2 separate regions of the Homo sapiens genome follow, and region 2 is linked to region 1. A link is a contact called in ENCODE Hi-C or POLR2A ChIA-PET data. All regions are on one chromosome and are shown on one strand. The core of a region is the stretch at or near the end of the contact, and the rest is flanking DNA. Distances in the headings are between cores, read along the strand shown. Region 1 overlaps STEAP1B (STEAP family member 1B). Region 2 has its middle 20 kb from the start of RAPGEF5.

Region 1 (6,060 bases), core at 3,091-5,590:
AGCAATCCCACTGCTGGGTATATACCCAAAAGAAAGGAAATTACTATATCAAAGAGAGATATCTGCACTGTCATGTTTTTTGAAGCACTGTTCACAATAGCCAAGATTTTGGAAGCAACCTATGAGTCCATCAACAGATGAATGGATAAAATGTGGTACTTACATACAATGGAGTACTATTCAGCCATAGTAAAGGATAAGATCCTGTCATTTCCAACAGCATGAATGTAACTGGAGATCATTATATTAAATGAAATAAGCCAGTCACAGAAAGATAAACATTGCATGTTCTCACTTATTTGTGGGATCTGAAAATCAAAACAATTGAACTCATGGAGATAGAGTGTAGAAGGATGGTTACCAGAGGCTGGGAAGGGTAGTGTTTGGGATGGAGATCAGGGGGTGGGGATGGTTAATGGGTACAATAAAAATAGAAAGAATGAATAAGACCTACTATTTGATAATACAACAGGGTGACTATAGTCAATAATAATTTAATCATACATTTAAAAAATCTGAAAGAGTGTAATCGGATTGTTTGTAACACAAAGGATAAATGCTTGGGATGGGTACCCCATTCTCCATTATGTGATTATCACATGTTGCATACCTATATCAAAACATCTCATGTACTCCATAAATACATACACCTACTATATACCCCTAAATTAAAAACTTAAAAAATTAAAAAAATTACAAATGGTACTTGTCTCTTACCTTACCTAGTCCCTACCAGATACAATGCTTGGCATGTCTAACTTGCTCTTGCTTGCTTGTTCGTGTGTCCCATGGCCCCTCAAGGACCTTCTGTGCTTTTGGCTCCCAGGGAAGCAGCCTTCCAGCTGGGATATGCTAGATTGGGTGTATCTCAGAGAATTAATTTCCATATCCCAGACTTCCACATGTACTCTTTCCTAATAAGATTGGCCTCAGAACATGCCTGCAGGGAGATATCATGAGAAACATTCTTTTTTCCCATCTTGCTTTCTGTGTTCAAAAAAAAAGTATACCTCTCCTGATTTTATGCTGCATTGTCTAAAGTTGTCATATTTATGTTGTTCTGAATAATTTCTTCATAATTTTAATGATAAGCCAATCCAGAAGAAAAATTTTAACATCTAAAGTCTTAAGATTATAGCAAATTAAAAAAATTAATTTGACTAATATTATTACTACACAGAATTATAATAGAATGATAACATATTTTTAAGCGTGAGGTCCCTTAAAAATGAGGTAATATTGGGGAAATGAAATGGAAATATGAGTTCAAGGAAAAAAGTTCTATTAAAAGATCATTCATGTATTTTAAAATTTTAGATGATAAATATATCATTTCTATCTATATTCCTTTGGATAATGGAAAAATATAATTGGTATCTATATTCCTTTGGCCATATAGAAATGCATTCATTAACATTTTGTTGTAAAGTGTCAATATTGACTACGTGCCATAATTACATCTTTGCAACTATTTTAACACGGGAAGGGAAACTTGAAGTCTCATCTGAAAAAGGTTCAAGAGGATATGTAGGTTTCTAAAATTGTTTTAGGAGATATGAGAGTAAACAATGTTGCCTCGCTATGATAAACCATAGATGAATAATGACTAGATGAATGAATAAGCAAACCAGCAACTGAAAGCAAGAAATCCCTTCTAGGGTAAATACAACTGAAAGCAAGAAATCCCTTCTAGGGTAAATGAAACCAATATGGGTTGCATGACGTTTATCCAATGCCTTCATGTCTTTGCATCTCAATTGCTCATCTGTAAAAAGGAGATGGTGATAACTGTTTGTGAGCCTTAGATGAGGTCATGCATGTAAATGTGCTTTGCACCTGGCAGGTCCTCAGTAAGTGTTTGCCGAAGTACTAGGTGGCAATGCAATTTGGGTATATCCATCTCTTCCTGTCCTAAGGGATGCTGGTCAGTGTACCAGAAGTAAAACAAATTGGCTTCTATGGCTGCACACCAGGACAGGTCTTGATTACATGAAGGACCTTACTAAACACCCTTCCATCCTAACAAAAATATGTGGAGCATTTGACCATTGCACAGGGATGAGTTCCCACTTTACTCCCACAAATGTGATTTGTGTCAGCTTTGCCCTACAAATGATGTGTTTGTGGACATTCCATCTTTGGAATCTATTAAAACAGTCATTGTCAAGTATTTATTTAGAGTCAATAGAACTACTATGTATTATATAAAATATAAAACACAGGCAGCATGCTTCATGCCAAAGTGGTTACTGAATCTACTCTTTTATAAATATACAATATTGACTGATCTTCCAACCAACTGAATTACAAGCTGACCAGTACACACACAAGAAGTCATTTCTTTATAACAGTTGATGACAGGCCTCTGTCACCAAACTGTATTGGAAGTTGGCCTGGCATTTAATAAGCAATGGTGACCAATTAAGGAAGTGAAATGCTTGTGCAAAGTGCCTAATATAATAAGGTTTTTGCCCATTACTGAGACATCAGTGATGTCCCAGAAGAGAAAGTGACTCTGGTTACAAAGTGGAACCAGGCCATGCTAAATTAGAGCTGCTTCTATACTAAGGCTACCAGTCATCTTTAACATCAAGAGTGCTCACTGAGCTCTTCAGACATTTACCCTAAAACAAGAGATGAATTTTAAAATGAGTCTTTTGATGCTCTCTGGAGAGCAAACCCTTAAGCTATATTCCTATAAAAATTAAGAATCTCATTCCAGACCCCAATTAAACTAAAAAATATTGTAGAGAGAGACAGAAAAATCAAGTTTCTACAATGTGCCAGCCACTGGCTAAGTGTTTTCCCAGATACTGTCTCATTACTCTTCACAGCACCATTGTGGGGTGGGCAGCATTCCTTCCATTTCACAGATGAAAATACTGAGGTTCAGGGAGGGTTCAACTTGGGACCAGGCTTGAGTCGTTTACCTGAAACAAAACCCACATTCTTTCCCCTTCACCTTATTAACTCTAATCTTGGCTGAAAAAAGTGAGTGCTCAGAAAAATAAGGGTTATAGAAGTGAGATTAGCATTCATATTCCAATGGAAGTGTCCATCAGAGTGGTTCTAAATCTTGGCTACGCATTGGAATTGCCAGTATTCCAGGGTTTGCACAACTTGCTTGTAAGAAATCTTAGGGCAGTGTTTATCAACCTATAGCAGGCTTCAGAACCACCTGGAGGTTTGTTAAAACAGATTTTTGGGCCCTGTCCCCAAAGTTCCCGATTCTGTCTTTCTGGGGTTGGCCTAAGAATCTGTATTTCTAACAAATTTCCTGTGGCTCCAGGTTGGGGACCTCACTTTGTGAACCACTGGCATAGGGCATTGTCTTGCAAAGCGCAGTCCTGTCCCAGAGTATCCAGGTTGGAATTAGGGACTCAAATGCAGGTTCTTGGCCCTGGCCCAAATCTATAGGATCAGATCTCAGAGGGTAGGGACCGGGGATCTGCCTCATAAACAAGTGTTCCAGATGATTCTTTCACTTGCAGAAGCATGAGAACTGTCATCCAATGGGTCTTTGAACTCCTTCATCTCATATACAGCCCAGCTTTTAAATACTGTCACATTTTGAACGACAACTGCACAGCAGAACTGCATTTACAGTTGACCATTAGCTGCTGCTGTGACTTGCTTCTGGTTATTTAAAATGCCCACAAGGGATCTCTTAGCCCATGCTTCATAAATAAAGCCCAAAGAAGAAATATTTATTCATTCATTTTTTTAAAAACTCTCCAGTTGTCAAGTTTCCGACTCATCAGGGGGAAAGACTGATTAGTGGTTGTTTCATGCTTCCCCACACAAGTGAAATCAGGAGGAGAAAAGCATTCTATAAAAGAGCTTATTTCCCTTCCTCTTCGCCTCTCCTGCCTCCTCATTTACCCTTAGCTATTCAGTTTCATCAGCCCTTGTGAGAATATAGCTCTGACTTTGAGTTTAAAGGGGTTGGGCTGCTTGGAGAGCAGTGCCCTCCCTGCTGCTCTTGCATCTGGGAAGCTGGATCACCACGGGGACTTCCCCCAAGCCGGAAAAGGTCGACCAAATCCCCATTCAGAGGTGGAGGGCGGGAAGCCAGGCCCAGGCTCGGATGTACCCTGAAGAGGTGCAGGTGCTTCCCGCTGGCCTCCGCCCCTCAGCTGTGGGCTCCCAAGTGAAGCTGGCTGCCAAGAGGAGTATTTATAGCTGCCTTTGCTGGCCAGTTCCTGCCCGGTTCTCACAAGGCTGCCGGCAGATCCCAGCACGACTGGCTGACAAGACGAGGGGAGGATGGGAGGCCCAAAGGGGCATGGCCCAGCTGTCCTCCCTGAAGAGTTGCAGATGTCAGTCCCCTTGATCTGAAGTTAGAAATACAATGCGGTTTACAGGAGGAAGACATGAAGGTCATGTGAAGAGATTTCTCGCTGTTCTTCCACGGCTCCAAATCTGCTGTTGGCCCAAGAGAACCCACCACAAAGAGGTCTGTGCTGTCATCTGCAGAGCTGATTTGTAATTACTCTGCTCATAATGCAGAAAAGTCTAGAAGCTCCCTCAGCCCCTGTTCCCAATGCCAACCCTGCCCAAAGGCCCTTTAAACTGAAACCGGCATCATTGTCCAAATTCTTCAGGTGAACCTGTCTTTAGAAACAATGGCCCTTTCTCTTTCTCATCCTCTCACTTAGGCCTCTGGGTTAGAGAAGACGACTGATCTAACAGCTCTCCTTGTGCCACGCGGACAGACCCAGAGCTCGCTCTGGTGACAGCAAATGCACACCTTGTGGGGGTGTCCAATTGTTGGCTTAGTGGGTCTCCAAACTCACGAAATAGAATACTGGGGAGCCCATGAAATACCTGATTGGTTTTTCACATGGGTAGGCTCCATACAGAGCACAGCTCATCAGCTAAAACCTCCAAGGTGAAATCATTAAATCTCCAGGGGAAAACCAACAAAACAGCAAGTGTTCCGGAAAGGGTTTCACTTCCTAACTGGCAGCGAGCCTGAGATCAAAACCTGTTACTCAGTGACAGATGAAATTCCTGCAAGAGGCACAATCCATGCTATTGTTCTGTCTGAGGCCCTTATTTCTCCCAGGGTTGCTGCGAGTGGCCAAGGCAGAGGCTCCCGGGCAGCCGATGGGACATTTTCTCCATGGGTTTGAGTAGTGTGTCTGCAAAGAGTCCATGGTCCCTGGAATCCCCATGATGGGTATAATTTCAGAAAATTCATTTCTGAAAGCAGAAAGGAATTTATATTTTCTTTTTACTTTTTTTTTTTAAAACAGGGAAACAGGCAAAATAGAAGGACGCATAGTTAGAGGTGATTGAAGTCAGGGTAACGGCTAGAGCCAGGCAAACAAGAATAGTCCTCACCAATCCTGCTCACGCCCTCTCAAGCTGCCTTGCACAGTGCTGTGTGCTTTCCATATGTTATCTCATTTAGTCCTCACAATAGCCCAATGAGGGAGGTACAGGTACCCTCACTCCTTTGCAGCAGAGGAAACTGAGGCCTAGAGACGTTAAAGGTCTTGCTCTTTGTCCTAGGATGAGGATGGCAGATTTGGAATTCAAACCCACTCCCTCTGCAGGGATCCTTTAACTAAAGCCCTGAGCGTGACTCTGTGGAGAGACAGGCCCACTGGCTCTGGGCTTCTCCAAGAACTCATCAGGCTGTGGTGGTCTCTGGCTTCCTTATATCACACAGATGTGGAGAAACCAGGGCAGTGGGACTCAGCACCCCCTGAGGGTCAGTTTATGGGGACAGCCTCTTGGGCTGGACATCACCTTCAGCTGGACCTCAGCTCCTTCTCTGGCCCAGAGCTTGTTCAATTGGGTGATTTTTGTGGCACTTTATGTAGGTCAAAGTCCTGGTGGCTCCAGCCGAGTGGAAGTGTTTTTGCCTGGCTCTTAGGTGATGGGGCAGGAGGGAGCTGAATGCAGAAAAAGGAGCTGGCATGTGCCAGCTACCATGACAGCCAGCAATGCTGTGCTGTTGTCCTGCCATCCACGTGCAGTTTCCTTTCTCCGATGACTCCTGGTGGGAGGAACTGACTATGTACAGTGTGCAAAGGGCATAGCAGTGGCGGA
Region 2 (6,912 bases), core at 1,526-4,025, 67 kb after region 1:
TGTCCCTTCTCAAGACACTGTCCTACATGTAAATCAGTAATGCCCTGACATTTCTGGATGGATGGAGAACAAATAGTACTAATTTGAATGGTATATTAGGTACGCCACAAAAACTTTCTGGCTCTCCTTTAGGAGCCTGACATTAACATCATTAAAATTCAAACATTACTGTAAATGTGCATGCAGATCCCTAGTTTTAGTCTACCATTTATTACATACTCTCATACTGGAAAAGCATCAAATGTCAAAAGACATAGATTTTTTTTAACAATATAGAAAAGATGCATGAAAAGCCTAAATCTTCATGAGAGCTGAGATTAAAATCTTTGGTCAGGAAACGATTTTCAATATTCCTTGGGAATAATAATTGGTTGAAGTTGAATACTCTTCCCTTGAGTCTAACACAAAATCATTGATTGAACCCCCTTTATTTGGTAAATTGTAGAGATTCCCTCCTCATCCCACCCGTCAACCATTGAAAGCTCACAGAGCCTAAGGGCTGGGAAAGCTTATGAGCCAAACAATCCCTCCCTATAGAGGCCATGGTGTGGGAATGAAAGAGGGCACTGAAGTCCTGGTAGGTCAATCTAACACCGGGGGCATAGTAGAACTGATTCAGCAGCTGTCCAAGGACAAACATTGTCATGGCTGTCCTTCTTGTCTTTTTGGAGGTAGGCCCACCTGAATCTCCATCTTCTGAGAAGCCTCAAACCTTGTCTGCCTTCACTGAGAACCCAATATAGACAATGCATAGTTGGAAATGACTGGCCACAAATTAGATTGTAGAGATACATTGGTGGAGTGGGGTGGTTAGTTGAGAATATGCAGAATGCTTTTCAGAAATATTGCCTCCTAACTAGGCTCGATATCAGGGTTTATCAAGAATTCAGGATCTCTATTGATGGATGTATTTATGATTTATGTACGGCAGGCTCTTTTTTTTGTGTGTGTTTTTTTTTTTTTTTTTTTTTTTTTTGAGACAAGGTCTTACTCTGTTGCCCAGGCTAGAGTGTAGTGGCACGATCTCAGCTCACTGCAACCTCCACCTCCCAGGCTCAAGCCATCCTCCCACCTCAGCCTCCCAAGTAGCTGGGACTACAAGCACTTGCCACCATGCCTGGTTAATTTTGGTTTTTTTTTCTCTTTGCAGAGATGAGGGTCTTGCCATGTTGCCAGGCTGGTCTCAAACTCTTGAGCTCAAGCGATCCACCCTCTCAGCCTCCAAAAGGCATGAGCCACTGTGCTCAGCCAAGCTCTCTTTAAAGATCTGTATTTTCTCTGGGGGTTTACTGTGTAATGGGTATTATGAATAACTCACACACCAGAGGTCCCACGCCTTCTGAGAGAAGAATCTACTGTCCTTTTCCCCTAAAAGCTTTGAGGTGTAATCTGAAACAATAAATGAGATGCACACAAGCATCACAGATGAATCTTAAAAATATGATGCCAAGCAAAAATAGTTTGCAGTGAAAAAGAATGAACTGAAATGAGATTTACAGTACAATATAATTTATGTACGTTAAAAACATGAACATACAACTAACAACCACATTTTATAAGAATACATGCATATCAAGCACTTTAGAGTAACATGCCTAAGCAGGGAAGTGAAGGAAGCTGAAGAGGAAAAGGTCGAATGAAATAAAGCAAAATAAGCAAGCATTGGCCGGGCGCAGTGGCTCAGGCCAGTAATCCCAGCACTTTGGGAGGCAGAGGCAGGCGGATCATGAGGTCAGGAGATCAAGACCATCCTGGCTAACACGGTGAAATCCTGTCTCTACTAAAAATACAAAAAATTAGCCAGGTGTGGTGGCACACACCTGTAGTCTCAGCTACTTGGGAGGCTGAGGCAGGAGAATCACTTGAACCCGGGAGGTGGAGGTTGCAGTGAGCCGAGATCGCACCACTGCACTCCAGCCTGGGCAACAGAGTGAGACTCTGTCTCAAAAAAAAAAAAAAAAAAAAAAAGCAAGCATTGGTCCCAATCATATTGCACCATGGACTGAGGAATATAATTTATTGACCTCTGTGCACCCAAAGGTCAAAGGTAAAAGAAGGATAAAAGAAACTTTGTAATTCCTGTGGTAGGAGTGAGGAGGGATCCCTTTGCACAGAGAAGAGTAAATGAACCCACTTAGGTTATGCCTGCTCCTCCATCCTACTCTCTACCAGGCTTCCCAGTGAAGTCTGGAGAGGGGGCCATACCCCGTGACAGGGCCAGCAAGCTTCTTTTATAGAGGACCGCATAGGAAATATTCTAGGCTGTGCAGGCCAGACAGTCTCTCTAGCAACTACTTAACTCTGCACTGTGGCATAAAAGCAGCCAGAGACAATCTATAAATAAAACTTTATTTTTAAAAAAAAAAGCAGCAGGCTGGATTTGGCCTGTGAGCTGGAATTTGCTGACCCCTGGCCTCAGGAGCTGGCTTCCCAGAGCACAGCCTCTCAGATGATTCTGTCATTCAAAAAAAAAAAAAAAAAAATATATATATATATGACATATGAGGACAAATGCAAAGGTACCAGGCTTATTTACATTCAGAGAAAAAGAGCCCAAGGCCCACGGGGACTTCCATGGTAGTAGAAACTCAGACACTCGGAGCATTCACTGCTGGGTAAATAACCCATGGGCAGAGTTCACATCGTTTTTCATTTGATCAAGTCGAGAGCATGTTTCATAAGCAAATGCAATGCTCAGGAGCTTCTCAGCGTTTGTAGTGAGTGGCATGAATTTACATTCCCAGTCTCCCAGTAGAACTGTGGAAAGGACTCCCTCTCTGCCTTTCTCAGACATCCTGGTTAAGTCCTGGGAGGTTCCTTCCAAGATCCCCCATGCTGGACAGGAGGCTGCCCAGGCAGTAACTAAACCCATGCCTGCCGCTTATATTACAGGAACTTAAGACAAAAGTATAAAGCCCTCAAAACTGTAATTGCTAGATGAATAGGCCAATCAAGCCCTGTAGATTCAAGTACAATGATCATCAGTGTGATTTTCAGAAAACAATAGGAAAAGGTAAGCAAAATCAAGTGCCTGGGCTATTTTTTCCTCTTCCCTGGTCTGTTCACTTCTGGTTGCTAATTATTGTCTCTAGAGGTGCCTGCTTCCCTTCTTGTTGTCCAGCAAGCGTCTCAGCCTCTCTCTCATTACTGAATCCCTGGCTATTTCCCAGCAGAGGGACAGCTTCCTCTGGCAGGGGAAGGACAGCCTGTACCCAGATTCAGCTGACATCTTAATTCAGTCCTGTAACAATGCCCTTATCTAAGATGATCCATTTGCTCCAAGTTAGATTTCCCAAGGCACCTCTCCCCTGCATTTTACTCAAGTCTATACTGCCACAGCCCCGATGCTCCAGTCTCCTGACAAGAGGCTGCAAGGCAGAAAAGGACCCTTCTAAAGCCTGTATAAATTAGTGTCAGTCATAAAATTTACCCACCAAATGGCCCAGGAGTCCTCAGGTTAAGAGAGAGGTGAGGAGAATCATCAGCTAGGCATGCATGTCTGTTGGGGCCCATCAAGATTTCAGCTCCAGGTTCTGTACCTCCTGATCATGACAGGGAGGGAGTTCTTCAAGCTGACTTCGGGAAAAAAAAAATTAACAAAGTCTCCATGGACCTATTATTCCCATGTCTGGTTGTAAATCCAGAATATTGAGATATTGAAACTTGCTCACGAATGAAATACATTTTGTTAATTTCCCCCTAAGTCATAGGAAATCGTCCTCGGTAGGGTTAATTTTACCTGATTTGAAAGTTTATTATTAGTTGAAAATGCTGAAATGTTAATCTGACTGCATGTGTTCCTACAAATAAATGTTACCTCAGTAATTCAAAATGATGCTAAAAATGTTCATCTTTGCTCACCCATATGAAGCTTTGGGTACCCGATAATGACTACAACATTTGCATCTTCTGCATTTGCTGGGATGACAGGAAAGACTAACGTAATTACTGAGTTTCCTCTGTCTTCTCTCTCTTTCTCTCTCTCTCTCGAGGTCAACCATTGCTGTCATTTTCTCAATTCTGCAACTTTGCCTTCTTTTTTTGTAGCAGTTCCGATATCTGGACGCTCCAAGCTAAACCCATATGTACCCTTTTAATCTTTGTAAACCTGCATTTCACTGAGAAGGAAAAACAAATGTTCCTCCTCCTTTCCAGGCACAAAGGTGATAGCTCAGGAGAGAAACAGAAAGACACAGAATTCTTTCCAGTTCTGGTGAACACTCTGGGCATTTTGTTTAAAGGGGTGATCAATTGACCTTTAATTAATAACAATATAAAGGGCTAACATTGAGTGCTTACTATATGTCAGGTACTGTGCCAAGCACTCTGTATTTTATTGTCAATACAGCCCAGTGCAAGAGATAATCACTGAATGCCTTTTTTAGGTGGGAAAACAGAGGTATAGATAAGTTAAGGGACTTGCCCAGGACATACAGCTAACAGAAGGAGTGGAAGTTGAAACCTGGCCCCTACTTTCAGCCCATGTACTACAGCAGCAAAAGGAACAGAGGAGGGTACCCTCCGCAGTCTGGCCACTTTTGGTTATGTAACTTCTTAAGGGAGACCAGTCCTCATCATCCCATGTAGGATTTATTCAGTGCAAATTTAAAATGCCTGGTAGATTAATCTGGCAGCCAACACCTTATCACCTGCCTCCCCCGATCGTGAAATCAGTCCCTGTCTGTGTGTAAACTCAGGTTATTCTTAGCTGAGGAAAATTATGAATATATGTGATTCATGTATGTAACTGTTAAAAGTATTACTGTAATGCCCTTTTGCTAACTTGAATCTTGTCTAAAGTGTTATCACTAGGGGCATTTTGATGTCTGCCACCTAATCTCTTAGAATAGAGTTTTATTTTTTCTGATTAAGTGTGCCTGTCGCATAAATCCATGGTTTAATAAAGACTGGATATGTTTTTGACTTTTTTTTAAGAGAAATGTTTGTGCCTGGTCTGATAAAAAGATGCCACTCACCTCTTCAACAATGAGATGCTTTTTTGGACTATTTTTCCTGGTGTCTATTGGGAGTAATGATGCATATATGAAATGGCTTGGCTTGGCTGAGTGGGAGCTGTAGAACTGCTTTTGGAACAGTGCAAAACTAACTCACCTAAATATGCTCCAAACTGAAAACCTGGGCTCACTGGCATTTTTCTCTAATGGAGGTAATTATCCAAAGACAAACTCATACACACCAACAAAACCCTGGAACAACAACAGTGGTTAAGACCCCACCTCTATTTAGAGCTCTCAAAGATTCAGATGCTGTGCTAAGCAATCTACACGTGTGAAGTGGTTCCTGTAGATTTGGTACTCCATTATACCCACATAACCGATGAGAAAACTGAGGTATAGAGAGGCAAATCATACAGCTAGAGCCAAGATTTAGGCAGATTCCATTCAGTTTTTAGTCCTCTGAATCACCATGATTCCCAGTCAAGTGACACAACCTCAGCTGCTTACAGGGGCCTGCAGGCAATTTAAGTGAGTGAGGTCAGCTGGTGCAAGAAAATGGGGAGTGGTGGGACTGTAGCAAATGGAGAGAGCCTAACCTAATGAAAGAGAAGCTGCTACTCACATCTGGCAGGCAAGCAGGCCCAGGGCAGCCAGATCTTTTGATTATCCACAGCAGGCAAAAATCTAGAGTTCAATGAGAAACCTTCCAATTTTTAAATGTTGGCATATAATTTTATAAAATCCTTCTGCATGTCAACAGCACATACTTATAGTTCATGCTGAGCCCATGGGCTGCTGTCTTCCACCTCTACTACTCTGACTCCCACCACACAGAGCCTCGGCTGCAATGTACTTGTTCTTAAATGTTACCTTCTCCATGGAAGTGCTCCTGGGTTCTGAGCTCTACTTCTTGATTCAGCTTTGTGAGCACATGCTGTTGAAGCCTGGAGGAGTGGGTGAACCCACCCGGATCAGTGCCCTATGGGCACTTTACATGCTCAAGTGCCAATTGCCTCTTTAAGCTTTCCTATACTCTCCCTACTGTGACTTAGACCTTCTTTGCCTGAGTTCTCGTGAAGCCATGAACTGCAGTTGGTTGTATTATATCTCCCTCTTACCTAGCACATTTCTGCTTTCTCTCTATTACAGTCTATTGGCCTATTTCTCCCTATTACAGTCTAGAGGCCTATTAGAGTCAGCCTCTTGGAGACAGATCCAAAGTCTTATAAATTACCCCATTTTTCCTGCCTTCCTCCAAGGCTGAGCTCATTTCTTAATAGGTTCACCTTAAATATTTATTGAATTAAACATAAAAATTGCAGTATACATAAAGCTTGTGTTTCTATGACTGTGAGATAGGAGACAAGTTCAGTTGCTTTAATAAAGACCTAAACAATTCAGTTACTTTGCCTCTGCAAAACTCAGTTTTCTCATCTGTTAAATATTAATTATTTAATACCCAAGTAAAAGAATCACTTAATCGATGTAGATTGCTTAGCACAGCACCTGATGCATCAGAGGCACTCAGTAGAGGTTAGTTCTTGCTGTGACTGAACTTTCACAAATCACACACGAGATTTAATAGAGTAGAGCCAGGAGTAACCAAACACCAGAGGGTCTTATTACAGATGGTCCTCACATCATGGATTGGGGTCTTCAGGAACTCATAAAAGGTTTCTTTCAACTTAAGACAACAGCTAGAGTTCTGTATATATTTTTACTGTCAACTCGAATTGTTTATTTGGACCTAGTTAATACACATTTTTTCTTTCATCACAGAAATATGCATGAATCCAAATCTAAATGCATGAATGAATGTGCTAATTACTCTCTGTTATGGACTGAATTGTATCCCTCCCAAATTTATATATTGAACTCCTAACCCCCAGTACCTCTGAATGTGACTGTATTTGGAAATGGGGCCTTTAAAGAGGTAATTCAGGTTAAATGAGGT

Evidence for each region. Hi-C counts contacts between places; a loop is a spot of excess contacts on that map. ChIA-PET counts read pairs that join two places held with the same protein, here RNA polymerase II (POLR2A). Pooled maps may share reads with other maps.
Region 2: a map of heart left ventricle shows a loop between it and region 1 (10-fold over the local background). The contact joins two enhancer-like sites. A Hi-C loop is called at or near these places in 5 of 168 maps with a recorded cell type or tissue (GM12878, HepG2, Right ventricle myocardium inferior and 2 more), 35 of 37 single-sample maps with no recorded cell type and 13 of 50 pooled maps. POLR2A ChIA-PET finds 5 or more read pairs at or near these places in 5 of 52 experiments (BJ, Caco-2, MCF 10A and 2 more).

Annotation. Positions count from the first base shown.
Region 1 is chr7:22,443,616-22,449,675 of GRCh38, reverse strand. The region is part of intron 4 of STEAP1B (STEAP family member 1B); the gene reads left to right. Among named protein-coding and RNA genes, the nearest start is that of STEAP1B, 54 kb to the left of the region's middle. RefSeq lists enhancers at 1,531-1,600, 1,611-1,660. Within about 2 kb of position 4,340, at least 23 of the 41 ENCODE cell types and tissues checked have a DNase peak (open chromatin) inside an H3K27ac peak, as active enhancers do.
Region 2 is chr7:22,374,166-22,381,077 of GRCh38, reverse strand. No RefSeq gene overlaps it. Among named protein-coding and RNA genes, the nearest start is that of RAPGEF5, 20 kb to the right of the region's middle. RefSeq lists a cis regulatory region at 2,627-2,640 and an enhancer at 2,561-2,705. Within about 2 kb of position 2,775, at least 3 of the 41 ENCODE cell types and tissues checked have a DNase peak (open chromatin) inside an H3K27ac peak, as active enhancers do.